Regions from separate parts of the Homo sapiens genome. Here region 2 is linked to region 1. Evidence: chromatin loops called from intact Hi-C (ENCODE). Cell type or tissue: endothelial cell of umbilical vein. All regions are shown on one strand. Links, peaks and the distances in the headings refer to the core of each region. The heading gives the core; the rest is flanking DNA. Region 1 overlaps KIAA0040. Region 2 overlaps TNR (tenascin R).

Region 1 (15,109 bases), core at 3,758-11,757:
GAACAGGGGGCCTAGGCCCCACAGATTCTTGAGAAGAATCTGCCTACCCCTATTAGGCACTTCAAGGACATCTACTTTCTTCTCTGGCTGCTCTAGGCCAACTGCCATCCCTATGGCATCTTCTGCCTTCTAACTGTCATGGGCAGGGTCTAACATTCAGAATGTCTTGCTCTATCAAAGCATTCCCACCTAATGTGTTATTTCTTCAAGACCCTGATACTTTGAGGGTTGGTCTGATAAAAAATGTATCTGGGCTGCTAATGGGAGATAAAGCCTAAAGTCTGGTGGTCGGCCTGCAGACAGCTCAGCCCTGAGGCCACATCATGGAGAGCCCAGAGACAAGGGCTGAGTTCCCTGGCCTCTCCCACCATCCCCCCTACCTCCCAGTGGCCTTAAGTGCTTTCCAGAGGGTCTCCCACAAAGCCTTGAGGTCTCCAGGCATGGATGGAGCAGAGGTGGTGGATGGGAAAGAATGAGGGGATGAGGCTAAGGGAACCCTGTGTCGAGGGGGGTGAATATGGGATACCCCCCTGCAATCCCCAGCTTAAGCAGTTTCTTCCATACATACTCCCGATTCAGGAATTTGCAATACTTGCCATCTCTTTTGGGAAGGGCATTTCAAGGATGGGGAGGAAAATGTTTGGGCATGCTGAGGGCATCAGGGAAGAGATGACGGCTATTCCTAGGGACAAGAATATCTGCATGGAGGCAACTAAAACTGCACATGATGAGGCTAAGCATATGTCATCTATATCAAAGAAAGAAGGTGCTGAAGCAAAAAAAAAAAAAAAAAAAAAAAAAAAAAAAGCATGCTACTTAACCTGACACTGGATGTGTACTCAATAAGTATTTTAGCTCACTCATATATGTTCTCTGCATTCATCAACCATTATTTATCAAAACCATAAAAAAACACTCCCTGCAACATTAGGAATGCAGATTTAAGCCCATGCAGAAAGGAAGTAAAGGTTTATCCTCAGACATATGAACTCCTCTGCACAGACTGCCCTCTGGGGTGGAAGCTGCCATCCAAAGCCTGGCAAATCTGAAGTCCACCACACTGAACATTCCACAGAGGTGAGTTATTATTGGAATGAGAATATTTATGCTCACTCCCTCTATGATTTGATCTTTGCATTTTAAGACTTAATATTGCAGTAAGGTAGCTTTTGGCTTTTAATTGCCCCGAAATTTTGTTAACATTAAATGAAAGGACAAAATGGAAAGGAAAATAGAACCATATCTGTATCACTTTTGAGTTGCATAATTTACATTTTTGCCACTTCATTAGTTTTCAGCTATTCCAGCCTGTAAATGTCTCCCCCACCACCACTAACAAAAAGAAATATGTCAGTCATTCTGTTATTGCCCCAAAGTTTGCAGAACTCTTAAGTTCCTGTCTCTAGTATTAAAGAGAATTATGCAAGTTTTATTTTTTTATTTTTATTTTTTATTATACTTTAAGTTCTAGGGTACATGTGCACAACGTGCAGGTTTGTTACATATGTATACATGTGCCATGTTGATGTGCTGCACCCATTAACTCGTCATTACATTAAGTATATCTCCTAATGCTATCCCTTCCCCCTCCCCTGACCCCACGATGGGCCCCAGTGTGTGATGTTCCCCTTCCTGTGTCCAAGTGTTCTCATTGTTCAATTCCCACCTATGAGTGAGAACATGAGGTGTTTGGTTTTTTGTCCTTGCAATAGTCTGCTGAGAATGATGGTTTCCAGCTTCATCCATGTCCCTGTAAAGGACATGAACTCATCCTTTTTTATGGCTGCATAGTATTCCATGGTATATATGTGCCACATTTTCTTAATCTAGTCTATCATTGATGGACATTTGGGTTAGTTCCAAGTCTTTGCTATTGTGAATAGTGCCACAATGAACATACATGTGCATGTGTCTTTATAGCAGCATGATTTATAATCCTTTCGGTATATACCCAGTAATGGGATGGCTGGGTCAAATGGTATTTCTAGTTCTAGATCCCTGAGGAATCGCCACACTGACTTCCACAATGGTTGAACTAGTTTACAGTCCCACCAACAGTGTAAAAGTGTTCCTATTTCTCCACATCCTCTCCAGCACCTGTTGTTTCCTGACTTTTTAATGATTGCCATTCTAACTGGTGTGAGATGGTATCTCATTGTGGTTTTGATTTGCATTTCTCTGATGGCCAGTGATGATGAGCATTTTTTCATGTGTCTGTTGGCTGCATAGAATTATGCAACTTTTAATTACTACCTGTGTGGGAGACCCTGAATGACACAAGTGTTTGGTCGTTCTCATGCTTTTTCAAAAAACATTTTTTCCCTCCAAGAGGATATGACATTTGAACACTTAAGCATCAGTTATTGGAGTCGGCCAGAAGCAGAGGTTTCCCTTTATTTGTGGAACAGAAAAGGCAACGCCCCACTCAACCGCTCCTAACTCACAGATGACCTCAGAGCCTCGGCTTCTGGCTCTCCAAAAACAAAACTTCACCTAAACACTTTACCACACCCACAAACATTGGCTCCAAAATCCTTTACCAAACTATTTTGAAAAGTGAAAATGAGAACTATATAACCAAGATAGTTCACTGTAACCATGGCTACAGGTTTTATTAGCACTAATACCAGGATGTGGTCAGATCATGTATGTATGTGTATATATATATATATATGTATATACAGATGACGAATAGAAGTGTAAGTGGTATTAGAGTTCCCCTATGAATTCTCCACTTTGGAAATGTAGCTCCTAATAACCACAGACTAGGGGAAAGGCGGGGGATAGGAGGGTGGAGGACTGCATCAGTAAGAGAAGCTCAGTGTTCTACTTTGAGCTTTAATTCAGCCTTTTAATATAATCCCCTAAAATACCACTACTTTGCATTGAGATTGCAATTTTCCCTGCTCAGTGTTCTTCCACATGTCTTGTCTGTTCTTCACAGTAATCTTGAGAGATATCCAGGATGAGTAATAACCTCATTTCTCAGATGAGGAAAGGGCTCAGAAAGCTTAACTGATTTTGCCCAAGGTCAAAGGCCTGGAGGACAACTGAACTGGGACTAGGAGAGGGTCCTCTGACTCCTTGCTTAATTGCACCCTTGGGCCAGCTGTTTGTATTGTGCCCAGGGGCATTTTGATATGCATTAATTCCTCTTGCAAACATCCCTCATCCTTATCATTTGTCTGATTAACCACAGATCAGGATCAGTCCATCAAACTGGAGGTTAAAGCTGCTATGTGAGGCTTGCCTTTTGTCCTCATTTATATTTTTTAAGCCCCCTGCATGGCTCTTCTCTACATAGATGACAGCACAGAGAACATGTACCATAGTTCCTACTCCTGAGTGAGTTTATAATCCAGGGGAGGTGAGCTTAAAATGCTTCCAGGGACCAGGTGGGTGAACAGGACTGGGTGAAGCAGGCAGGATGGGGACTGGGGTGTGGGGTCGGGGAATGGGGAGAACACAGGCCCTTTTAAAGCTCCAGCAGATTGTGGCCATGTGGGAGGTTAGTGTGGCCAAATCTTAGGACTAGCTGAAGATTGAGAATTTGATACGAAACCAAAGGAAGCAGAAAAATAATACAAAGTAAAAGTGCCTGTGGGTTGGACATAGCTCCCAGACTGCCAGTGAGTTTCATGCCTTGGGGCCCCAGCATATATGGAGTTATACATGTTATCAGTGATGCTGTATTGCACTTCTCTTCAACGTGTTTGGTCCTATTAAAACATGAGCTCCTTGAGGTCACAGAAGGCATCGTAATCAAGAGTGCACCCACAGGGTGTGACGCACGTGGCAGGCTTTTACATGTTGATAGATGAATAGTTGGATGAACACCCCATCATCTTAGAAGATCCAGAAATTAAAGTCCTCAGCATTCTGAGAATGGTGGTTACAGTAGGATCTCTGGACTCAGAGAGGACTAGAGTCAAACGTCTTTCTGCGCTTGAGTAGCTCCATGTCTTTGGGCGAATCACTTAAATCTCTCATAGCCTCAGTTTCCTCATCTGTAGGATGGGCATAGAAAAAAAGCCTATCTCTTGAGTTGTTGAATGAGACCATGTCTGTAAACCCTTGATTCCACACACAGAGTTGCACACTTAGTAAGAACTCAGCAAATGATGGCTTTTTGATTCAACAGATCATTCCTTGTTCCTGTGAAAGGTGATAAGACTTTTGCCAACCCTCTGTTTTGAGATTTTGGCCTCCTGAAGTATCTAAATCAAAAGAGGACTGTCAAAAGAAAACAAATGAGCATTCTAGCTGAAGTGAAGAGGAGAAAATTGATAGTGATGGACAACACAAGGCTCCCCTAAGAAATGCGATCCTGGAGGTCAGGAGGGCCGAGAGAGGGAGAAGCACCTGGGAGTGAATGGAAATAAAGTTAGCAGGAAGGCAGGGGAGAGGCTAAGGTGGCTGCCCTGATTCACTAGGGGCTGGTTAACTCACTTTCTACACCAATTCAGTGAAAAGCTGATCAAACTCTAATTAGAGCAAAATAATTATTTCACAAATGGATGTTTTCACCTTTCACACAATGTGAATAGTATAATAATAAATATAGTGCTTTACAGTTGGCAAGGCAATTTTAAGGCACCCACTGTGTGAAATATACTTACACAACATGCTTCACACACATTATCTCATTTACTCTGCCCAGCGATGCATTAATTCATTCATCCATTCAGCAAGTACTTACTGCCAGTCCACTTTCTACCAGGCCCTGTGCCAGATACTGAGAGTAAAATGATGTAACGCAGTGAATAAAACACCTAGCCCTCTGAGAAAGATGGCAATATCTTTGTTTACAGAAGAATAAATGGAAAAAGCACTTAAGTGAATGTTCCCCAAACCCCACACCATGTTAGTGGTGGAGACAGGTTTTTTTGTTTGTTTTTTATTTTAGAGACAAAGTCTCACCCTGTCACCTGGACTGGAGTGCAGTGGTGCAGTCACTGTAACCTCAAACTCCCGGGCTCAAGCAATCCTCCTGCCTCAGCCTCCTGAGTAGCTGGAACTACAGGCATGTGCTACCACACTTGGCTAATTTTTTTAATTTTTATTTTTGTAGAGATAGGATCTTGCTATGTTGCCCAGGCTGGCAAAATTCTTGGCTACAAGTTTTCTGGCATATAAGAAGAAAAATTAGGAAATTTCCTTGACCTTGAGGAGGTAAATATGAGGAAGTTGACTTGCTAACAGACTGGAGAAATTGTATTCACTCACATTTAGTACAGCTGGAATTTTCAGGGAATCAGACATAATTTCTCATGATTAATCCTGAGGGTAACATGAGGAGAACTAACTATTCTTAGAGTGTATAGTCTGGACCCTCTGGAGAAAAGATAATTAGGGATGAAAAGAGAGAAAAGGAAGGAAAGAAGAAAGGGAAAAGAGTAAAGAAGAATAAAGGAACTGGAGATTCCAGACCTTCCATAATAGAAAATCAAAGAAAGTCCACATGAAGGCTTTTTAAAATTCTTTTCATTGTTCTTAAATCATTCTCTAATTATTTCCCTGGTATCATCCTTGAGACAAGAGAGGATGTCTTTTACCTCCCCCATATTTCCTAGCACGTCTTAATTAATACTTGATTGACTGAAAGATTGACTCATTTGAACCCACAGTGAAATGGAGCTTTTTAATTTTCTTTTCTGCTGAACCTGAAATAGAGCATATAGTAATTAGGAAAGAATCCCTTGTTATCAGAAAGTCCCAGCTACAATGGGCTCTTTGTAACTGAGCAAAAGGAAGGTAGGTGATTATTTAGGAGCTGATAAAACACTCACCCCTGCCCCCACTTTCTATTGCTCTCAGTGATAGGCGGTTTTCTTGATCATTATTTCTCCCTCCAGTGAGTTTTCGTGGCTGGAAGATCTGGCTGGAGAGTGCAGTCTGCGGGTGGATAATTATCATTAAAGTCCAGCCACAGTGTGACTGATGGTCACTTTTCTATGCCCTTTGGTTCTTCTACTCTTTCTCCCCAGTGACCTGGTTTGCCTGACAGATGATTATTCAAGATCTCATTTTTTTAGAACCCTTGAATTAACTTCACTCATTCATTCATTCATTCAGCTACATGCCAGACTCTGGGCATCCAAACAGAATAGGACAGGCAGGGCCCTGCTCTCATGGAGCTTATGTTCTAATGGAGGAAGACAGGCAGTAAAGGTGGAAACCAGCGTGACAGCAGCATTGTAAGTGACTGAGAAATTTCAAAGTGAGGAGTATCACCAAGCCAGTAGGGCAGGATGGTGAGATAGGGGTTGGCTGGGGGTTGGGCGACATTAGATAACCATACTCCATTAGAAAAAGGCCTCCTGATAAGGTAACACGGGAGGAAATTTGTATGAAAATGTATTTGAGCTGACGCAAATGTTGTGAAGCAATCACGCCAAGATCTGAGGAAAACCATACCAGGCAAAGGGACAAATAGGGTCCTGAGCGAGTGGACGGTCCAGTAGTAGGCGCGGCTAGGCCACAGTGAATGGGAGAGAAGAGAGTACCAGACAAGGTCCAGAAGGAGGCAGGGGCCAGACGATGGCAGGGCCTGGGGATGTAAGAAAGAGTTTAGATGTCATACTTCTAGTTTAGATGTCATACTTCTAGTGACGGGAAGCCATGAGGCGTGAGCAGGGCCTGGGGGTGATATGATCTGGCTCTGGTGGGGAGAACAGGCCGGAGGGAGGGAGGAGCAGAACCAGAGAGATTGGTTAGGAAGCTGCTGCAGTAACCCAGGTGAGAGACAGCAAAGGCCTGGCCATGGAAATGGTGGGAAGTGGATGGAGTCAGGACATAGTCAGAGAGAGAGCAGGTAGGACCAGCTGATGAGGTAGGGGTGGGGAGGTAAAGCCCAGGAGAGAAGCTTAGTCCGAGTGTTGAAGGAATTCATTTATTTGTCCCATATTTATTAGCACCTATTATGTGATAAACAGCTAGGGCGGTGGGGGTGGTGGAGGAAGGTGAGGCTGGGGTAATAGGAGAGTTGGATTACCAGCCAGTCCTCCTTGCTAAGGAGGTGTGATCATACAGGTGGTGAGCAGCCAAGCGAGGGTTGCGCAGGGAGTGCGCGTTACATTCAGATTTTAGAAAGACGAATTGAAAGAAGGAAAAACTAGAGGCCATTTGAAGGCCTGGACAAATGAGGTAACAATGGGGATAAAGGGGAAGGCACCTTTCTGTGCCTTTCCATACCCACAGGGCCCAAGTGCCCCTAGCTCAAGCCCTGCTTTACTTACGATGCTCACCACGGTCCAGCCACACTTGGCTGCCCTCTCTCATGGATGTGCCATGCGCTTTCCCACTTCAGAGCCCTCACCCTTAATGTTGCTGCTACCGGAGGTCCTGCCCTTAGCGCTGTGCACGCTTGGTCCTTAGCACCCCGAGATCTCAGTTCAGAGTCACCTTTTCAGAGGCCACTCCAATTATTTCCTTTATTGCACTAACATGTATACTTTCTACCTGGAGAAGAGAGATAATAAGTGCACAAACAAAATGTCTGTCTTATGCATGACTATACCCATGGTGCCAGGACCGGAACTGACACATCCTAGGAGCTCATTAAATACATTGAGGGAGGGAAAAAAGGGAAAGTAGGAAAAGACAAAAGGGCAGTTTGTCGTCGGGGTGAGGAAGGAAGGAGGCTTCTATGTCCTACTCCACACAATCTTGGGAGAGCCCTGCAGAGAGGGGAAGGAAGTGTATCTAAACCCTTATGATTCAGCTCCTGAGTGGTGCTTATCCATATTTTCATTCTGAAATGGTCGCTTTGAAAGAGAATGATGAATGAACTAATTTAGTCTACCACAGGAAAACTAGAGAAAAGAGAAAATGCCTTGTAAAGGAGACCTACATAATCAAAGTCATGACTCCAGAACCATCTCACATTTGAAAAAGACAAACAAAACCATCATTAGCTAAGGAGTCAAGGGCTGTTTACTTTGGCCAGCCTATTTGTTTGGGATCAAACAATCAGGACTAACTTTTATTGCTAGGCAAGGCTCTGAGGCACTCTACTTCTACTGACTCATTTCATTCTCACATCCTGTTATTATCCATGCCATTCTACAAATGAGAAAACAGAGCGCCAGAGAGAGAGGTTAACCTGCCCAATGTGATACAGCTAGTGAGTGGGAGAGCCAGAATTCAGACCCAGGATATCTGGTTCCCGAACCACTGCTCAAAAGCACTAAGGTAAACCCCTCTTTGGCCAAAGCTGCCCTATAGGAGAGTTGTTGAACACATTGCACATTTGTTATAAGCAAATCATTCTAGGGATTATATATGCAATGGTAATTAATAATCATTACCAACATTAGCTTTTTTGTCACTTGTATTAGGCAGGATAGGCTAACTGCTGTAGCAGAAAATCCCCAAATCTCAGTGGCTTCACCCAACAAAAGTTTATTCTAACTCATTTCATTTTTCACTGTGGTCAGCAGGGGTGCTCTGCTCCACACAGTCATTCAGGAACACCTCCCATCTCTGCCATCCCCAGGGCTCTTGGAGTCCTCCCCTGGATGCTCTGCATCTGGCCAGCCAATGAGCAAGCAGAGAGAGAACAGGGAGGGCCCGGGAGAAGATTTCAGGAGCCACGTTTCCTTGGCTGGAACTCAGTCACATAGCCCCACAGAGACGTAAGGGGCTGAGAAGTATGGTCTCACTCGTGCTCAGAAAGAGAATATGGTGGGCATCTTGCAAAGCACTGTGGAAGAGTTTGTGGAAGAGACCTGGCAGGAGGGTAACCTGGGCCTCAGAAGACATTGGTTCTGGCCCTGGCTCTATTAGTCACCAGCTGGGTGATCTCCCGCAAGATGCAGTCTCTTTGGTCCCAGATTTCCCATCAATAAAGTAAGGTAATCAACCAGATGGCCCATTTCAGGAGTCTTCTAATCCAGAATGTTTACATGATAAAGCATCATTTTATTAAATAACCATGGTGCCTTAATCATTTTTCTATTGATGCTCTATTTGTGCTTTTGTTCAAAATTGCAACCATAATTATAACATCAATTCTGGGGGAAAATACTATCTATTTTCCTTTAATACTGAATATCTAGTTATGCATCATATATACTCTGGGGGGAAAAGAGAGCTTCCGACTTTGTATTAGGACTAGTTATTTGAAGCAATTCATTAAATTGGGGAAAATGTAGATACCTATTTCAGAATGCCTAGAGCTGGGTCTAAGTAATAAATGTAATGTTCTACAAGCAGATCATTTACTGTGATCAGACCATTTTTGTACAAAACAGTACTTACCTCTATTAGAGGGCACCTGAGCATGCCAGGTTAGCAAGGTGAGAACCATCAAGAAAATATATATCCAGAATAGCCAAGTTAATAACTACTGACTGAGGTTCCACTCTGTGCCCTCGCTGCCAGAGAGCCTTGGTTTCTGAAGTGTGTGATATTATCGTAACCACAGGGATTTTGTAAGGCAGTGTGGTTTGAGAGCTGGGGCAAGGTTTGGACAGGCAGGGTGGAGAGGCCTGGGGTTGAATAAGGTGTTTTAACCCCCCAAGAGAGATGGTGAGGAGTCAGGTAGAGACTGATGATTTTCCTGTTTTGGAAAGGAAAAAAAAAAAGAATATACATATACATTCCAGACTGAGAGCCCTCATAGGAGACTAGGGTTAGAAGAAGGAAAGTTGGGCACACCCAGGGACACCTCCTCTCATGTCCCTCTGCCTGAGAGTTCTCCCACCCATATCTGCTGGAAAACACCTGAGCCACGCCATCATCCCGCCCTTTCCGACCACCATCACCCTTGGCCCAGCTGCCACTTTCTGGACAACTGTGATCATTTCCTCCCCCTACACCCTCTCCCATCTGTCCTCTCACACGTCAGAGAGAGTGTTCTTTATGAAATCCACATCAATTATGTCCCCTCCTTGCTTAAAACCCCGTGGCTCTCACAGCAAACTCTAGCCCTCCACGTGGCTTACAAGGTCCTGTGGTGTGGGGCTGCCATTCATGGGCCCTGCCATCCACCCTCACCCCACCACTGCTGCTGTCAGCTACCCTGTCCCTTCAGGTCCTTTTCAGGGACAGCAATGGGTCTAATTTGTTCATCTAATAAAAAGCACAATACAGGTATTGTTTGCCTATGTTTCCAGACTTTGGGGGGACACTTTACAGTGTATTAACAATTGAACTCATTCTTTAAATGTAGAGAACTTCACCTGAAAAGGTCTTGGAGGGTTGAAGAAAAGCCTATCAAGCATATTACTTGGAAATGCTTTAAAATAAGTTTATTTTGTGTTTCAAAACTTTTCAGACACCCTAGCCATGTGTTTGCTGTTTTTGTCATTCAGATCTTCTCTCAGTCATCCCTCATCAGAGCCTTCCTAACCTCCCTGTTTCCCCTTTCATAGCATCGTGGGGTCTTGTTCGTGGCACTCACCATAATTACACTTTCACACCTGCCTATATGGTTCTTTGATGAATGTTTGGTTTGGTTCCCACACTAGACTTGGAGCACAGAAAGGACAGGGATCTGGTTTGCTTGTCCTGGGTACAAAGTTCCCAGCAGGAGTAGGTTCTCTGTAATTAGTCACTGCACGATGCCTGCTCAGACACCAGTCATGATGGTCGTTTCTTTTCATTGCCTTCCCTCAACCTTCTCCAGGCAGGACCGCTGGCTGCTTCTGCCATGCTGCTCCCATGTCCCCCAACACAGAACTTGACCACAGAACTCATCACACTATACTTCTATTTTTATTTCTCCCCCTTGCTAGACTGGGCGGTGATCAGGATCTGAATGCACAGGGCGGGTGTTCAGCGATTGTTTACTACGTTGAACGTGACCTCCAGGAAAGCAGTTCTGGCCGAGATCCCCTGACAACGCAAAGCAAGAAGTAACGTGGAAGGAGGCTCCCCAAGCTGGCTGGCCATTTTGCTGCTGTGTGTGGAGGTAAACTTCATCCCCCGTCTCCTCACCCATGATTCTTCCCCTCATTTAGCACATGGCTCCTGTGCTCATAAATGAAGGTCGGCTGCTCAGCTTGCTTATTCAATTATTCCCAAACCTGACAATTGTCCAGAAACACTCTGGCTGCTTGCTACAAACATAAATTCCTGGGCCCATCCTAGACCCGACTGAATCAGAGTCTCCAGGAGCAGGCTGCAGGAATCTGTATTTTTAACTCCTTAAATGACTCTTCGTAGCCAACAGTCCATCCTGCTGTCACCTGGGATCCTGGGCAGAGGAGCTAAAGCAAGCACAGTGATCAGCGCACCCAAGGTAGAAAGCTCAATGGAGCTGTTTGAGCAAAGGCCCAAGGGGAGGTCTTTGCTCCCAACTGTCAGTTATAAAATGGCCCCCCACACAAATCCAGGAGTCAGCAGTCGCAGAAGAGGGGTCTCTTAAGGTTCTCATAGAGAACTGAACCTCCCACCTCCCCCTACAAGAAGGGTGGTGATTTGTACCATTTGGAGGTCACTCTGGAGTTGGTCTCAGGGATTCTAATTGGGTGCCATTGTGATCCTTATTATTAACCTTTCCAGAAAGTATTTACTGTCTCACAGACACTGTTCTAGAGCTTTACATTTATTATTTTGTCTAAAAAACAAGAACAATGAGAGGCTGATGCAGAATAGAACGCCCTGCTCCCTTCTTGGAGAGCACCGGAAGGAACAGCAGTGTCAGGGCCAGCCCTGGACACAGCCTGCAGTAGCTTTTGGCTCTCAGAGATTGAAGCAGACCTCCCTGTGGAATGACCCACCCCTGTAACACTTCCAAGGGTCCCAAAGCCTGGGAGGGAGGCTGGGGCCTGTAGATGGCTAGCTGCTCTCCTCCACCTCACCTATGAACTCAGCAATCCTCCAGGCACCTTCAGATGTTCCCCAAGCGACCGCTCTCCATCTGATTTCTGGATGCCAGAGTCTAGAGCAACAGCCACAGACCTACAGACCAACCATATTAGGGAGATTATTTCTGAAGACCTTTTCATTTCAATGCGGTGGGGACCCATGGTTCTTTGGCAATAGGGATTGGCTTGGAGGTGAGGAAGGAGGAAGAAAAGCCCAGCACTGGAATTAGTCCATTGTTATTTCAAGATAACTCACTATTTTATGGATTATATTTGTGTAAGTATTTTACAGTTACAGAATGCATTAAATATATTGAATCATTTTGATCCCCACAATGTCATTATGAGGGAAGATCATTAGCTTCATTTTGTAGCTGAGGTCTGGTTAACTTGCCAAGGTCATGCAGGTTGACCCAAGGCTCAAAACCAGGCCTTCTGGCTCTGGGATCACTGTTTCCCATCGTCACCTCATACATGGGTGGATAGAAGTTTGCGACAGAAAGAGTGAATGAATGATTCTGTCTCCCTAGCTAGATACTACAGAGGATATGGAGGTAAATAATATTTGGTTTCAAAAAAATTGAAAGAAAGTTTTCCCCTCTTCTCTGTCCTCTCGTCCACCCCCACAGCCACAATCAGACAGATGAGGTTGGTTGGCACCTATTGTTGGTCTTACAAAAATAGATGAATTACTTTTCAAGCATTGTCAGTGCTATTCAAAAGCTAACAAAAGGCTAGAGTGTACTTCCAGGGGCCGAAGTGTGTCTTCTTTTGCATTCCATGGAAGTTCTCACTTTTAATTCATGCCACTAAGGAGATATTTGATTGTTTTCTGGAAATGCTAATAATGCAAGACTCATAAATACTAATGAAACACTATAGATTAGCAGAGCTCAGCAAGTAACCTGGGGGGTGCCTAGAAAAGAATTCTTAGATTAAAAAATATAAAGAATACCTTTTAATCGAATTTTCCCCAGACTGGCTTCCCAAATGTTAATGAATACTCTTTGGCTGTATGGGGAGCAGCCTCAAATAAGTCCCTTTAGGAATCCAGAAGAGAATTATTGACTTAGCTTTAGCTTGAAAAGAAATCTATTTATTCAAAGGCCATTTTAGGTGCCAAGGGATGGATGAGTTTAAGACAAAGGTTGGGAGGGGTGGGAGGGCCCTAGATGTTGAGATAAACATATAATTCAAATGCATGCTTCTACTTCAGCCAACTAAGCAATCTAGTTTGGAATTTGCTTATTGTACTTGGCTTTTATGACTTGATCTATCAATAGTAATAACTCCCCTGGAATGGACGAGGCTTCCCGATGTCAGAAACCATATCTTTGTCATTCACTATTGAATTCTCAACACCCAACAGTGCATGAAACATATTAGGTGCTCAGTGAATGTTTGATAAACGGATAAGGAGATTTAAAGAACTTTCTTAACACATTTTCCAGAGTTCTTCAGATCTTGTTATCTTTTCCTGAAAGGCAGCTCTGATCACAACATTCTCCTGTTGTAAAGCCTCCAAATAAACGCAAACCCTATGACGGCCCCTCTACCATGGCCATGCCTACCTCCTAGTGTCCCTTCTCATCCTCTCTTCTCCCACCCTGAGCTCCAGGCTCACCAGAAGACCCCCTGTTCTCCTGCTCATGTTCTAGAAGTTTCTCTGCCTGGAATGTTTGAACATCCTTTTCACCTATATTTCTCTGTCAAAATACTACGCATCTTCAAGGTCGTCCCCCAGGTGGCTCCACCTTCATGAAAACTGACCTGATCTCCATGAGCTCGCCCTCCTTCCTTGCTGGCTGAACCCAGAGGGGCCCCTGTTACCCATCTGCTCCCTGTAGGAACAGCATAACCCCTGGCACAAAATAGTTGGTGAACATTTGTGGTGGTGGTGTTATCTAACGTGAATCAGGAAAGCTGTGAGTAGAATCAAATTAAAGAAAAGCACCCAAAGCCTTTCCACAACAGAGCAGAAAGATCCCAACAGACAGGGGCACAGACCCACTCAAGACTGAGGTAAAAGCAAAGGTCATTGCAGAGGGAGAAGGAAAATCCAGAAGAGAGATGAGTGGCCTGAGATACAGCATCACCGGGGCTTAGAAGCATGCCAAAGGCTGCTTTTCTCTACAGAGAGCCTGGCAGCTTGATGGTGTGTGGGCAGATCCATGGCATGGGCTGTTCCCAGGCCTCAGAGGGGCTTGAGCAGAGCCTTGGATGAGAGGACATGACTCCTCAGGATACTTTTCTTTGTTGCATGTTGAGTTTAAGTTCAGGCAGCCATATGCTTTCTATAAACCTGCACTTGGGCAGAACTTTGTTTTTATTTTATGTATCTTCATGCATTTGGGAAGGATCTAACAATGAGAAATAAATCTCTTTGCAGTCTTTCCTACAATAGACTGGGATAAGCATTTAAGTTAATCTGGGGAATAGCCAAATATTGTAAGATTCTGTAAATCCTGGGCTGCTTGCCAAAAATGGGTTAATTCCACACAAAGGAATAGGAGGCCACAGAGCAACGCCTGTGAACAGATCACTCCTTGCGGATCTGGAGCCAAACTCTCCAGAATGAGTGAGACCGGCTCTGGCACTCACTCACCGTGTGGCCTGAGCCTCCATCTCTTCAGCTGCAGGATGGGGGAACCACAGTACCTACTTCATAAGGGTGTCATGAAGATGAATGAGTTAATAGAGTGCCTAGAAAAGTGCCTGGTATATAATTACTGCTTACTAAAAGTTGGCTACAATTATTATTGTCATCCTATAACATTTCTTTGGGCTCCATGGACCAAAAGGCTCAGTAGTAGGTGCCAATTTGTACGCTTGCAAAATCTATGTAAATAATGCCATGAGAGGGTGGGATTACATGCCAGCAGACTAGGACTGAGGACAGCTGGGGCTTAGATAGGCACATGGGCACTGGGATCATGAGACATTGATAGAGCATGCTATCCAAGGAATTAGACTTCTGAGGACAATTGCTGGGGCATCATGTAGAAAACATCACCCAGGAGGGCTGCACATGTATGCAATGAAGCCTGAGCTGATCTTGAATTCCAGGCCCAGGTCCCCAGTGTTCCCATCCGTAGACACAGCTCACTCAAAAGATTAAATGCAGATGAAAATGATTAGAAAAGTATGAAGTGAAATGCAAGTATAAAGTGACATCATTGTCATCCTTAGTTCCTCTGCTTGCCTGGCAGCCTGCGGAGAGTGCTGAACCCATTGTCCAGAGGTCTGGGTGGGTCTGGGTGGGCCTGTGTGGCCTGGGTGGGTCTCTATGGCCTCAG
Region 2 (15,109 bases), core at 2,932-10,931, 190 kb before region 1:
TACATGTTAGATCTGTTTGGCAACGTATAATTTCTGTCTTACTCCCTCCATCTGTCACCCTTCATCTATGTTGGAGAATTTCTACTTCATTATAGGCAATTGAAGGTCTTAATCAGTTGCCTGATAAAAGTAGTTTATGTCCCAAAGGTAATCTCATTTCTGCAACCAAGGATGTACCTGGAACTCACTGAACATATTGATGGAGATAAATGTGTGCTTCAAATGGATCAGGGGGTATTGCAATCACCCACTCAATCTAGAGATAGGTACTTGGCCCAGCCAGGGAGAAGGTCCTCACTGCCACCTGGACTCCCTGAATCACTGGTTTCCAACAGAGCCAACAGGCTAAGCCCCAGCAAACCAATAACAAGAAGTCAACAGGTGCACCCAGGACCGGCCTGTACTTGCCTGGGGCGGTTTTTGTAGTTGATGAGACCACTCACCAAAAAAAAAAAAAAAAAAAAAAAAAAAAAAAGTACTCAAAATCCAGGAATAGTTCTCTGTGCAAAGTAATAAAATACTAGCTACTACCGCTAAGATCCAGGCACTGGACTTTAAACACTTTGACTCATATAATCCTCATGATGACCCTCTGATATAGATGCTGTTTTTATTCTCATTCTTCAGAAATTGAGGTTCATAGATGTTAAGTAATCAAAATTACACAGGTAAAAAGTGAAAGAGACCAAATATAGATATGTCAGACGTCAAAGTCTGTCAAACTTCAAAGTTTACCTCCACTGGTGTTGCCACTTTAGAGAAAGAAAGAATTAAGGGTTGGGAAAGAAAGGGAGCTGGTTTAAGAAGAGAAAAAAGAGGGCTGATTCGAATGCCTACCCAGACAGGGCTTCGGGACTGCATTCCTGGGAGAGAAACTGGCCTGGTAAGCTCTGCCATGCTTAAGCAACATTTATTGCATGGACTCCACAAAAGCCTACTGAGGAAGGGGATGAAGAACCCCCTGGCTGCCAGGCAGCATTCCTCTTGACCAAGCCAAGCCATTTGTTAAAGGAATGTTGCTCAAAGTATTTCCGATCAAAATCAGGGATTCCAGAGAAATCACAGCTGCCCTGAGCGGTGGAAGGAAGTAATAGGATGTCCCATTCCTCCTAAAAGCCCTGAACTCTGAGACCAGAATCCGGGGGGGCATCTCTAGCTGGTCACAGACTTACTCCGTGCCACAGTTTCTTTTTATAAAAAGATGATGTACTCTGTTGAATAACAGTCCCCTCAAAATGCATGTCCACCCCAAACCCTTATTTCCAAATAAGGTCTTTAGAGATGCAGTAGAGTTAAGATGAGGTCATACTGGATTAGGGTGGCCCCTAAATTCAATGTGACTGGTGTGTTTATAAGAAGAGGGGAAGACACAGACACACATGTGTCTACAGAGGCAGAGACTGGGGTGACGCAACTACAAGCCAAGGAATGCCAGGGAGTGCTGGCAACCACCAGAACCTAGGTCTCCTAGAGCCTTCAGAGGAAGCATGGTCCTGGCGACACCTTGATTTCGGACTTCCAGACTTCAGAACCGTGGGAGGACACATGTCTGTTTTAAGCCACACTGTGTGTGGTAATTTATAACAGCATCCACAGGAAGCTAATGTAGATGGAGAAAAGACTGCTTATCCCACCTTCCTCCCAAGGTTGTGATGAGACTCTAAAACACAATCCATTTTGAAAAGCACAGATGTTATATAAATACAGAATACCATTCCAATCAGCCATGAGCCCACACAAAGCCCCAAAAAGAGCCTACCGGAAGGACTCAGACTGACCACTGGAGGCCCTCAGGGTGATCACTTGATTTTGTTGGGTTTTTTTGTTTTGTTTTTGTTTACTTGTTTGTTTGTTTTTGTTTTTTTGATACAGAGTCTCACTCTGTCACCCAGGCTGGAGTGCAGTGGCATGATCTTGGCTCACTGCAACCTCAGCCTCCCAGGTTCAAGCGATTCTCCTGCCTCAGCCTCACAAATAGCTGGGACTACAGGTGCACACCACCACACCCGGCTAATTGTTGTAATTTTAGTAGAGATGGGTTTCACCATATTGGTCAGGCTGGTCTCGAACTCCTGACCTCAGATGATCCACCCGCCTTGGCCTCCCAAAGTGTTGGGATTACAGGCATGAGCCACCGTGCCCTGCCTTTGTTGGGTTTTTCTACAACCCCAGTCCTAATAGATAAAAATGAGTTTGATGCCAGTTGTAATAGATGAAATAGCCCTCAAAGAATCCCCAGCATCTGTGAATATAACCACCTTACAGGGCAAAAAGGACTTTGCAGGTGTGATTAAGTTAAAGATCTTGAGAAGGAGAGACTAGCCTGTACTATCCAGGTGGGACCAACATGATCGCAAGGATTTTCATAAGTGGATGTAGGGAGGTCAGAGTCAGAGTAGATGCAATGATAGGAGCAGAAGTCAGACAGAGAAAACAGATTTGATCGTTTCAAGCTTCTGGCTTTGAAGATAGATTAAGAGACCATGAACCAAAGAATGCAGGCAACCTCTAGAAGCTAGAAAAGGCAGGGAAATGGATTTTCTCCTAGAGCCTCCAGAAGGAAGGCAGCCCTGCTGAACTACTTTAGACTGCAGACCTCCTGAACTAACTGTAAGAGAATCCACTTTTGTTGTTGTAAGTCACTAAATTGTGGTGATGTGTTACAGCAGCAATAGGAAACTAGTACACCAGTCAAACCAGTTAGTCTGAAAATAAATGTGAAAGAGGTCAAGGAGAGAACCTAGAGAATTCCAGATATTCTAGGAGGTTCTCAGAGATCCTTTGTAGTAAACCTCCCAAAGGATTTCCTCAGAGAAGCTTACACCCTTTAGTGGGACAGTTTTTGTGTCTCCTCTGTCTTCCTGGACTCCCCTGAAAGTTATTCTAAAATTAGATCCACAGCTTTAGATACCCTGAGGCCTGAATTACTGAACTTGGCGGGGGGCCTACAGCAACAGGACTTCTGCATGCTCCTACTCGACAGCCCTGTGCTTAGAAAAAAAAGTCCATCCACTGTTCCTCCCTAGAAGGGACCCAGGAGTCCCCATATGGCCTCAGCTCCTGTAAAAGGTGTAGCTTGGTCCTTGTATATAACATTCAAGGAATGCTTTTCAGGTCTATGTCCACACTGTCTCTCTTGATTACATACTCCCGAAATTCACAATTTAAGCAAGAAATCCTCTCGCTGGTTCAAGCCAACCTGAGACGCTAAGCATACAAGGAGTCCTTGTATACTTATGTGAGCACACCTCTGAAGGTCACTGACAAGGCAGCCTCACTGCCTTCCCAGAGAGCCTGCCTGCAAGAAGGAAGCTCTGCGTGGGCTGGTTCATCCTATTGACTTGGGATTCCTAAATAGTGAAATTGGGATTTCTTAATAGTTCAAATTAGGAGAGGATTCAAGGAGGACTAAACACAAGATATGAATAGGAGTCTAAGATCATTTTCTTCCCACTTTCAGCCTTCCTAGCCCTGCCCCATACACAGAATAATGTTTGTTTCTCCATCCACTGATAGATCTGGTACCTGGCACTGAGTATGGAGTTGGAATATCTGCCGTCATGAACTCACAGCAAAGCGTGCCAGCCACCATGAATGCCAGGACTGGTGAGTAGGAGGACTGCTGAGGAAGAAGACCAGGTTAGCCTATAAGCCTAAGGAGTCATGGAGGCTCGTCCCAGCAAAAATTAATCAGAAAGCAATGTCTTCCAGTGAACAGGGCTCTGGTGACAACTGTCAGCCTAGAAACAACATCCACCCTATGCCTAATCCTTGATCTCTGACAGGCAGGACAGAGTCACCCTCTTCCCCACAGACCTGTGCTCGGTCCCCCGTGGTCTGAAGAGCTGCTCAGGGCTGTACAGAGCAGAGGTGGAAAATCCTAAATAGGTTGATGCCATTGCAGGCCATATTTTTATCTAGACCACCCCGACAGCAGGCAGAATGGGGCATCCTCGCCCTGCATACACCACAGAGGTCCTCACAAACGCCACTTGGGTGAAGGTCTAGACTTGCAACAACCCATTAAATCTGAGGGCAGAAGAAAAGTCCAGCTGAGACCCTTGCTGCTCTGGATTCAGCAGTTTTGCTTCCAAATCCTGGGTAAATTTCAAAGTCATTTCAGCACCTATGGTACTAGCAGCCTGGGCTGGGCTAGGGATTTTAGACCAGTCCTTGTCCCAAGGTTCAGCCTCTCTAGAGAACCACATGGACAAAAGTCTCCAGGTCCTCAGATCTAGCTGCCTGCCTGGCTATGGTTAGAACAAGTCAAAATAGCCTCAGGGTTGGAGGGTGGTGCGCTTCTGTTGCCAGGAATGGCATATCCCTACTTGGTGGTAGCTACCATTTTATCCTTATTGGCTCATTGAGAAAGGATGGGAGAAAATGAATATGGCGAGCTTGAAAATCAGCAGCCAGCTTTGTCCCAGAGGTGGATGCAATCCAGTGGTATCAGAGCTCATCACGGCTTTCTTCAGATTGTTCATCTATTTGCCAAGCCCCTGGCCATCATTCAGAGGGAAGGTACTTAGCAAAATATTAGATAAGTGTCAGCAATGACAAGCTAGTGCTCATAGTCAGCAGGCCTGCTGATAGCTTGGAAACACACAAAGCAGGCCAATAAATACTGCCCTCCAGGGGAACACATGTAAAATAGGCCATTTATGTCAATCCACAGAACTTGACAGTCCCCGAGACCTCATGGTGACAGCCTCCTCGGAGACCTCCATCTCCCTCATCTGGACCAAGGCCAGTGGCCCCATTGACCACTACCGAATTACCTTTACCCCATCCTCTGGGATTGCCTCAGAAGTCACCGTACCCAAGGACAGGACCTCATACACACTAACAGATCTAGAGCCTGGGGCAGAGTACATCATTTCCGTCACTGCTGAGAGGGGTCGGCAGCAGAGCTTGGAGTCCACTGTGGATGCTTTCACAGGTACCAGAGCAGCAGAAATCCCAGCCAGGTTCAGGGATCAGTGGATCTCAGTGTGAGAAATTCATTCAGGCAAGTCACTCTTCCAATGTTCCATTTCCTTTGGAGAAAAGAGAGGTGGGTAGAAAAGGATAGAGTAAAAACTAATAAGTGCATCAAGAGGGAAGGGTTGGAAGTAAAGAGGGGAGGTGAGCAATAGTGTTACCTGCCTGAAAACTTGTGTCTGGCTTTTCTATGGCCTTGACATAGTAGTTGATTCTGTCCATCTTTCCCTGCTGCAGTAAATCAGTGGGAATTCAGAGGATCCATGGGATCATATAAAATTCATTCCAGGATACAGGCTTTCAATCCTGGTTCAGTATTATGATTAACTCACAGAAGTAGTTCTCATTTTAACAGAATCCATTTTCCTATATTTGGATTGGAAAAAGTGGAGTGAACAGCACTGGAGGGTGAGGAGGTGGAATCTCTTGGTTAGTGGGTGAAGGTGTGGCCCTTATTAGCAAGGAGAGCAGGTCCCTTTAGCCAAGAAGTTCTTCTAGCCCAGTGACCCATCTCCTCACGTGTTTCAGGACCATCCATCTCCTTTGCTTTGCAGGCTTCCGTCCCATCTCTCATCTGCACTTTTCTCATGTGACCTCCTCCAGTGTGAACATCACTTGGAGTGATCCATCTCCCCCAGCAGACAGACTCATTCTTAACTACAGCCCCAGGGATGAGGAGGAAGAGATGATGGAGGTCTCCCTGGATGCCACCAAGAGGCATGCTGTCCTGATGGGCCTGCAACCAGCCACAGAGTATATTGTGAACCTTGTGGCTGTCCATGGCACAGTGACCTCTGAGCCCATTGTGGGCTCCATCACCACAGGTGAGGCTGGAGGACTTGGCAGCAGGTGATGAAAGGGGTTTTCACAGTAGCCTTTGACAAATCAATGAAATTTTAAAAGAGAAAGACCCAAGGAGTAGGGGATTTCCTCTATGGCTAGAGAAAGTCTGTGACCTGTTCTGAAACAGCTACTTCCTCCAGTGCTGCAGAAGATGCATTAGATAAGAAACTCCCACTTGGAAGGTGGGACAAAGTCAATGTCTTGAGGAGGTCAAAGCTTGAATGCATTTGTCCAAAAGACCTCCCACTACCAGCTTAGAAGAAAAGCACTGGAGAAAGCTAGTCTCCAAGAGGAATCCCTCTACAGTGAAGAGACACCTGTTCCTATTCTGAAGAACCATCTCTTAACTGCCCAGAAAGTTCACTCGTACAATAATGCTTCCTTAGTCTCACATGGGACTAGCATGCAATCAGGTAGTGACCTGGCACTCAGAGAATGGGGTTGATTTGGATGTTGCTTAGAAAACACAGGCACTCAGAGATGAATTGGATCAGTCCCAGCTCATTATTCCCAAACACAGTTTCAAATATGAGGTACATGTGGGTGAAGATATGTATGTTTGGGTAGTTTCCTCCTTACTAACAAGAACTCACAAACTGGACAAGTAGATTAAACACTTAGCTGATCAACTCTGTGATCCCCTAGCAGTAAAAAAAAAAAAAAGCCCATAGCATAAATGAAATACAATTTAGGAAAATGGATTTGTTCTGGACTTGTGCTCTGAAATCCCTGTATAGTCAATAGGCAGTTTTTCAAAACTGAAACCAAAGGTGGCTGCTAAAGAATAAGAGATACAGGCAAAATTTGGTTTATCTTAAAAAATTACCTCAGAGAAAATGCCTATGTTTCTCCCAATTCAAAACAAAACATATGAACTTAAAAAAAAAGTTCCTAGTTGGCTTGCAGATAGGTAACAGGTACAGAGCTTGCCAGCTTGTCTTCATGTTGTTAAAATATTCTCCATGAACATAGCTTTGGTCATACCTACAAGGTTTCAAGTGAAACATCAGCGTGACCATGGTTTTAAGATACCCTATTACATGGAAAGATCTTGTCTGCCTTTGGGACAACATTGGCTTTTGGTCAACATAAAACCAGGGATGAGAATTTCTTTTTCACACTGTGCTTTCTGTCTTTTTCCCACAATCACTGGGTCCTTGTAGGAATTGATCCCCCAAAAGACATCACAATTAGCAATGTGACCAAGGACTCAGTGATGGTCTCCTGGAGCCCTCCTGTTGCATCTTTCGATTACTACCGAGTATCATATCGACCCACCCAAGGTAACAAAGTGATTTGATTTCTCAAAGATACTAGGATTTGGGTGAAGATTATGGGAGAACTAGCATATCCCGCAGAACATCCACTCCTGCCTGCGTTTTTCCTCTTCTCTGTGGCATGCTGCATCAGAATGAGAGTGGGCTGGTGAGCAGCCAAGAAACCCCACACTCACCAATGCCTCTTGAGAAAGGCTTGATTACATTCACCCAGAGAGCAGGCCCTTCACTAGCAGAGGTAACTGATCACCATTATCTAGGCAGTGTCTTGAGAAAAAAAGAGCCCCAAAAGAATCTGCCAAGAGCTTGGGTCACATGAATATTCCTACAAGAATGAAGTTCAAGACTAGGATCCAGAGGGATGGCTAAAGACCCAGCAAAGCCAGATGGAGCCTTGGAGGGAAGCACAGTGATGTGGTCCCATTTCAGCCACTCCAGACAAGTTATGAGTCAGAGGAAACTGGCCCAGACCTCACCTGCATCCTGCCAGTTCTTGCTGGTACATGTGGCATTTTTAAGGAAGTGGAGGGCACACTCACTTCCAGTGAGGACACAGGACAGCATTCCAGACTACACTGTCTCTGGACTGTGGGGACTGCTCCTTGCATCGGTGCCCTCTACACTGCCTTAATGTCATTGTCTTAGAGAAGACCAGCTTGTTAGAAAACCACTTAATAGGTAGGTCATTTTTCTTTGCTCCAAGGAGCCCATAAAATGAAGGAGTGAGACCAGTGTGCAAAGCCTCTTCACACTCCAACATTCCCAGCCCATGAACCATGTATCATCCCTCCCCACTGAGTGCGGAGTCCCACACCCATCTGTGCTTTATTGACATAGACTGTACCATGGGCTGCTTGGATGAAAGGGCTGCTGAATTTTAACTGTAGATTCTTCTCTTCTCCAGTGGGACGACTAGACAGCTCAGTGGTGCCCAACACTGTGACAGAATTCACCATCACCAGACTGAACCCAGCTACCGAATACGAAATCAGCCTCAACAGCGTGCGGGGCAGGGAGGAAAGCGAGCGCATCTGTACTCTTGTGCACACAGGTGGGAATGTCTCCCTGCTGTGTCAAGTCAGAACCCTGGCTGAAGATCTGGGTGAAGTTGTTCGGGCTTGTAGAAAGGTTCTGGAGGCTAAGGCTCCATTTCGGGGTGCTCCTCCAACTCACTGTGTCTTGCAGGGCAATTTGCAATTTCTCTCCCCCAATATTCCTCCCTAATACTAAACGTTTAGAGAGTCACCCTCTAGAAGTCTTGCTGGTTTAGGTTAGGAATTTTCATGGAACTTCCAACATAAACAGTGCCCTTTCAGACATATAATGGAAGTGAATTCTAAAACAGATATCTGAATCATTCATCTGATTTTGTAAAAGACTCAGATGAGAAAATTTCACCTCGAGAAGAAAAGGGTTGTTATTCCAGTAATGGAATGGGGTCATGAAATTCATCATCAGATATAGCCAGAAACCACCAAGAAGGTGCCTTTGCTCTTGCTTTGTGCTCCAGGGAGAAAGAAGGCACCAAAGTGGCCATAACTCCCTCACCCGGGACCAAAGCAGTGAAGGTGATGTGGCTCCGTGTGCATCCTGGGCTGCCTGCAGGGGCACCGTGTAGCTCATGTCTCTGACAGGCCCCCTAGTCAGATCCAGATGTCTTCTGCATCCTCCATCAGCTCCTACATAATGACCAGAGGAAGGGAGGTGCAAGGGAGAGACTGGCTTGCAATATGGGAAAGTGAGGAAAGGTAGTCCAAATCCCATGGCCTCCCTCTTGAAAACAAGCCCACGCAATGGGGCTGAAGAGAAGGCTCCTTTGCTAGCACCACTGCTCCTCCGTCTCTGGCCCCTCAGCAAGTACACCAGGCAGAACATGCAAAGATTCGCTGCAGAACTCACTAGCAGGCACAGCCAAAGTGTTCTATTCCCATACCCTAGACCAAACCTCCTAGTTAAGCCATCATTCCCACAGCACGTGGGAAAACATCCAGCTTGCCTCATTAGGAGAACACCTGGATTTTCTACAGTTGCTTAATTTCACTGGAGAATGGTATTTCCCAAATGAGGGAAATATACTTTAGAATTCCTTACTGCTTTCGTAGATGTTCTCGGAAGCTCAGAAACAGCATCTCTAAGGCAATGGGCCAAGAAATATTCCTTCACAAACACAAAAATTATTCTTCTAAAGACAGCGCAGGATATTCTGATCCTCCCTAGTCTCCTTCCAGGCTTATGACAACAGATAACACAGCCATTCAGTTTTGCCCTATCTATTAAATTACCTGTGACCATTAAAATATCAACAAGTGTTGGCCAGAAGTGAGGTCCAATACACCAAAAGAAGCCTCTATCCCACCTTCTTGAACCAAGAAATTCATATTAAAGAAATTAGCCTTTTTCCCATTGAGGACAATAAAATGTATTTCAAGAGCCTCCTATCCCCAAGATAAAAGAGACCAGCAACTTCAATCAAAAACTCATTTCTTTAGCCAGGCATGGATGCATGCACCTGTAGTCTCAGCTACCAGGGAGGCTGAGGCAGAAGGATCGCTTGAATCCAGGAGTCCAAGGCTACAGTGAGCCATGATCATGCCACTGCATGCCAGCCTGAGTGACAGAGCAAGACCTTGTCTCTCAAAAGAAAAAAAAATCCTTGGGTCATGAGCAGCTAGTATCTCTAAAGCAGATATTTGGTACACCAACCCAAATGGTATGCCCATCCAAACTGCCCTCCTTTAAGTCTAGGCAGAGCTATTTTAGCAACTTCCAATAACTAGATTGCCCCAGAATGTCTTATTTTGCTGTTGTATGTTTGTTGTGGTTTTACGTTGAGGTCTATGATCTTACAACTTTTGGAAGTGAGTGCTCCTTCAGGGTGTCATGTTTGTCTCGTGGTATCATGCATGTCTCAGATAGATCAAGCCAAGTGTAGTCTAAGGGCTGCATTTGAAGAACTCTTTGAACATGCAGATTATGGATACAATTCCAATTTTAACATGAAAATATTGTGCAGGTTGTTTCTTTGTGATAAAGGACATAGGCAAGTGAAAAAAATACTTTCAATTAGAGAATAGGGCAAGATCCACAGCAGATCTTGGTTCTCAAAAGTAAATTTTATGACACTTGGGTTGAGCTGATAACTAAACTGTTGTAATAACATCCACTTGTGATAAATTATAACCTGATGGAAGAGAAGCACAGTAATAAAGCAAAGACTTAGAGCATGGGCAAGTAAGACTAGGAAGATGATCCTATGACAAGCACAATCTTTTCCTCTAACAGGCCCTTTTGACCTACCTAAGCCTGGAAGAATCCTCTTGACTCTTAATGCAACAAAAAGAATACCAAGGACTCAGTCCTGAGTGAGACTTGTGAGCAGTGAAGCAATCATCCAATAATCAGATATGACTTTTGAGGCAACCTGACTGAGCCCACGCAGTCATTCCATGGGTGGATCTTCTATGTTCTCTGTCCTGGGGATACTCCTGCCCCTATGGAGTTGCCACCACACTTCCTGAAGCTCTTCAACAGAGATCTTTCCATGAGGCACACCCTTACATTTATAAAAGTGCAAATAGCCTGGGAAGTATGATTATCTCATTAACTAAAAAATTATAACAATTTCTGTGGGTTCTTGGTTGCTCCATCTAGATTTAAATGTTGAAAATTCATTCCAGCCATATCTTGAAATCCTCTTTAGTATCTGGCACAGTATTCTGCACATAAGAAGTTATTGAATTAATTAAAAGGAAGAGCTGGGGGCGACTGGGGGAGAACTGGATACTTGAGAGAAGGGAGGCAGGGAGAAATGGAAGAGGCTGATGGAACCAGAAGAGGAGAAAGGGAAGAGGTTTCTGCTCACTTCTTTGTTTTGTAGAGTGCAGCAGCAGTCTTGCACCATGAGTGGAACTTCTGAGATCATTCCCTGCATTTCTATCCTGCAGCTCCTCTTATCTGTAACTGATAATCTATTCTGTTTCAGCCATGGACAACCCTGTGGATCTGATTGCTACCAATATCACTCCAACAGAAGCCCTGCTGCAGTGGAAGGCACCAGTGGGTGAGGTGGAGAACTACGTCATTGTTCTTACACACTTTGCAGGTGGGTGTCTGCAGGCCTGCAGATCAGGCAGGTGGGAATGGTGGGAATTGGAGCTGCAGACCAGTATGATGTGAATAAACAAAACATTTTTTCAATCTGAAGGACAGATTAGAAAAGTTCCTACTTCAGGTATACTATGAAGCCCTCAAGATATCCCCAAACTCTATGCTGGGCATCGTGGCTCACACTTGTAATCCCAACACTTTGGGAGGCCAAGGCAGGCGGATCACTTGAGGTAAGGAGTTCAAGACCAGCCTGGCCTACATGGTGAAACCCCATCTCTTCTAAAAATACAAAAATTAGCCGGAAGTGGTGGTGCAAACCTGTAGTCCCAGCTACTTGGGAGGCTGAGGCAGGAGAATCACTTGAACCCAGGAAGTGGAGGTTACAGTGAGCCAAGATCACGCCATTGCACTCCAGCCTGGGAGTCACAGCAAGACTCCATCTAAAAAAAAAAAAAAAAAAAAAAAAAGAAGATATCCCCAAACTCTGCAAACTGTATCAAATCTAGGAGCTGAGAAAGCTGAATCTGAAAGGTACAAGAAAGGCATGTAACCAAGGGCAAGTACAAAAACAGAGCAATAGCCCTAGGAAGATGAAACTCAGAACAGAGCTAAGACTTGCCCCCAAAATGCTACAAACAAGAAAGCAGGCTTTTCTAAATATTCGCAGAGCAAGAAAAACACTGAAGATATAGGACCAAGTTTGAAACAGAGAGTACAGGCTAACAGGTGACAAAAGATTCAGGACTGCTAAACTCTTCCGTGTTTTTGTCTTCTCTATTCATATCCAGCCCAACAGGTTTAACTAACACGAAATCTTGAAGTTCACTGTCTTCTGTATCATGCTTGTTCACCTTACACCATTTGAAGTTGAACAGAACAGAGAAGCCCAAAGCAAAATAGAGTTGAGTCCTCCAAGTCTCTAGGCTTAGGGAAGTTATTTCCCTGCCTTCATCAAACATGTGATCACAGAATTGTTTTGGGTTATATTCAGGAATCCAGAGAACAAAGATACCAGAAGACAGAAGGCAGGCAGATGTCTTGGTTTTCAAAAATGACAGAGAAAGCTAATTCTGTGAGCTGCAAAGAAGTAAACTTATTGTCAAAGCTTAGGAAGGTAAAAACTAAAACAGACAATTAAACAACTTGGAAAAGGAATTAGTGATTACCATATAGCAGCACAGATTCACCAAGAATAAGTTTTATCGAAACTACTTTATGTCTTTGTTTTCATTGGCAAACCTGCTAGTACATTTGTATTTCAGCAAGGCATCAGAAAACCCCACTTATCACTTAGTCCTTAGTTAACATGGAAAAATACATGAAAGGTCATATTTGGAGGTAGCTGGGACTGTAGCTGAATGAATGACCCTCCATGAAGAAGGGATAGCATTACTATGGGTATGTCCTAACCCCTCTGTGAGCATGCACAATCCATCTCAATTCCTGTCACCCCTCCTTTCATAACATGATCCCGCATTTTTTAATTATCACCATGCTTTCTCAAGCCTCCATGCATTTGCACATGCTATTTCTTTCACCAGGAAACTCCCCCATTTGCCTGCCTAGAAAACCCATCCTTCAAGTCGTGGTTTCAACCCTATCTCTTCTGTCAAAGCTTCCCTGAAGGCAGTCAGACACATCTGCTCACAGACACTAAACACACAGCTCTAACAGAGCAATGAACTTCCATTCATTCCACAAATACTTTTGATGCCCTACCATGTGCCACACACTCTATAAGGCTATAAGGATTCAGAAACAAAAATTGAGCTCTCATCTTTATGGAACTCACTTCTAATGATGTTGCAGAGAAGTAAATAGTTACAACTTGATGTGAGCAGTGTATGCTATAGACATGCACAGAACACCATGGGCCATGTCCAGTGGGCTACTATGAATAGGGTCAAGGTGTGGAGGGAAAGAAAGAAGAAAAGTCTTAGATAAAGTGAAAGAAGAAAAGGAGAAGAAAGGGAATTTCAAGAAAAAGAGCAGACTGTGGGCATTTGCAGAGATGTGAGAGTGTAAGAAGTCTGAAGAACTACCATAGTTTGGTATGGCTGGAGCATTAATCAATGGCATGATGTGCAAAGGGGGACATTAAAAAGATGATATCCTTATACATGCTCTTCCAAAGCTTAAGCATTAGTTTGAATTTTAACTTGTTTGTATGCCTTTAGACCACAAGAAACTTGAAATCTCAAAGCCCTACCTATTCTGAAAATGTGCCTAGTAAACTGTTAAATATTAAATAATTTCCAAGTATTCTAATTGCCCAACAGAGGAGTTGGCCCTGAACTAATGAACAGTTTTATCAACAGCTTGAATGAATTCAGAGAAGACATGCTTACCAAATTTGTGTATAAAACAAAATTGTGATCAATAGAATCCAAGTTCAAAAATATTTTAATCAACTGAAACAGTGGCCCAAAACTCAATCAATGAGGCAAAATGCAATAGAAATAAATGCAAAGCTCTGTCCATGGGTATAAAAAATCAACTAACAAAATTGGATTGAGAGGTAGGGGGAGTGGTTACAAAGAAGATCTTTGATTAGCAATAATCTTGGCATGTGATAACAATATCACATGGCATTCCCAAAACCTTACTAATTAATATAAGTGGCACAAGCACAGACTGACCCTGTTTATTTCATTGGTCAGTACCTCTCCATTATTCTCAGTTCTCTGAGTTTTGGACTTTAGCAGGGACATTGATAAACTGTTACGTGTTCAGAGAAAAGTAGATAGGACTGTGAAGGTTTTAAAATTGTCACATAAATGTGATGGGAAGTGGGGGCTGAATTTTCTCAGTCTAGTGGAGAGAGAACTTGATTAGGAAGGGTGGTGGAGAGGAAGGGGTCATGTACACAAAAGACTAGATTTATCCTTAATAACTCCAGAGACACGAATAGAAGTTATAGAGAAGACAATTTGACCTGCACATAAAGAACACTTTTTTTCAATTATGATATGAGATGAGAGGGGAATCCTTGCAAAGAGTAAGATACTAAGCTAGATAACCTATGAAAGATTTTTTTCCAAAATTCTCTAGTAGTAAATCCATGTGAAATACCTTTGGATTTGGTAGATCTTTCCTAAACTGAGTAGCCTTATTCAACCCTTATTCATATTCATTTGAGTTCAGTCGCTGGAGAGACCATCCTTGTTGACGGAGTCAGTGAGGAATTTCGGCTTGTTGACCTGCTTCCTAGCACCCACTATACTGCCACCATGTATGCCACCAATGGACCTCTCACCAGTGGCACCATCAGCACCAACTTTTCTACTCGTGAGTACATGGTCACCTACATACCCGTATCCCTGGGGACTTTTGTGGAAATGATCAGCTTTCTTGTGGTGGACTAGATTATCACTTACAGGCTTTGGACAGGGCAGCTATGAGCTGTTCTTATTTGGACTGACTACAGCCCAAATTCAGTGAAACTAAGCTGCAACTTTTGGCCAGCAGAGACATGTCTGTTTTCTGCTCTCACCCTGGGTGACAGCAGAAGAACCAGGTCAAGAGAGGTCTGTACTCGGAATGCATCTGCCCCAGAAAAGTCTGATGGATATTAAAAGGCTAGATATCTAGGAAAGAGCTGCTGAGTAGAGTGATGAATAGGAGAAAGTAGACATAGGTAATATGTGGAAACGTAAGTTCACGAGTGAACAAGCAGACATGAGAGTTTATCAGGGTCCAGATCTCAGGCATAGAAGGTCAGTGTGGAAGATGTCACACCCAAGCCTAGAGGCCCTGTAAGGGAAGGGGAAGTAGCTGCAAGAATGATCGTGGCACTGAATGATTATCATCTGACCCAGGAGCACCCTTTATGCTCCTTTCCAAGCCAGAGCAGGGGTCAGCATGTGAGCAATCCTGAGACCAAAGAGGTGGGCAACAGATAC

The links. Peaks named below come from ENCODE experiments on the same cell type or tissue, not always from the same donor. Only the 100,000 strongest peaks of a DNase experiment are listed, where the experiment ranks them.
Region 2: a loop joins it to region 1, with 7 times the contacts of the local background. A loop is called at or near these places in 5 of 110 quality-filtered maps.

Annotation. Positions count from the first base shown.
Region 1 is chr1:175,162,368-175,177,476 of GRCh38, reverse strand. It overlaps KIAA0040, which reads left to right. Exons shown (of 4, transcript NM_014656.3): 3 at 10,740-10,915. Among named protein-coding and RNA genes, the nearest start is that of KIAA0040, 23 kb to the left of the region's middle. In endothelial cell of umbilical vein, for the core only: a CTCF peak has its summit at 8,434; a DNase peak (open chromatin) is centred at 7,956; H3K27ac peaks cover 2,878 bases.
Region 2 is chr1:175,355,705-175,370,813 of GRCh38, reverse strand. It overlaps TNR (tenascin R), which reads left to right. Exons shown (of 23, transcript NM_003285.3): 10 at 3,517-3,606; 11 at 4,676-4,939; 12 at 5,535-5,804; 13 at 6,987-7,106; 14 at 8,005-8,151; 15 at 11,083-11,202; 16 at 14,352-14,495. Among named protein-coding and RNA genes, the nearest start is that of KIAA0040, 170 kb to the right of the region's middle. RefSeq lists an enhancer at 5,863-5,912. In endothelial cell of umbilical vein, for the core only: no CTCF peak of the experiment used is centred there; no DNase peak of the experiment used is centred there; H3K27ac peaks cover 555 bases; H3K27me3 peaks cover 299 bases.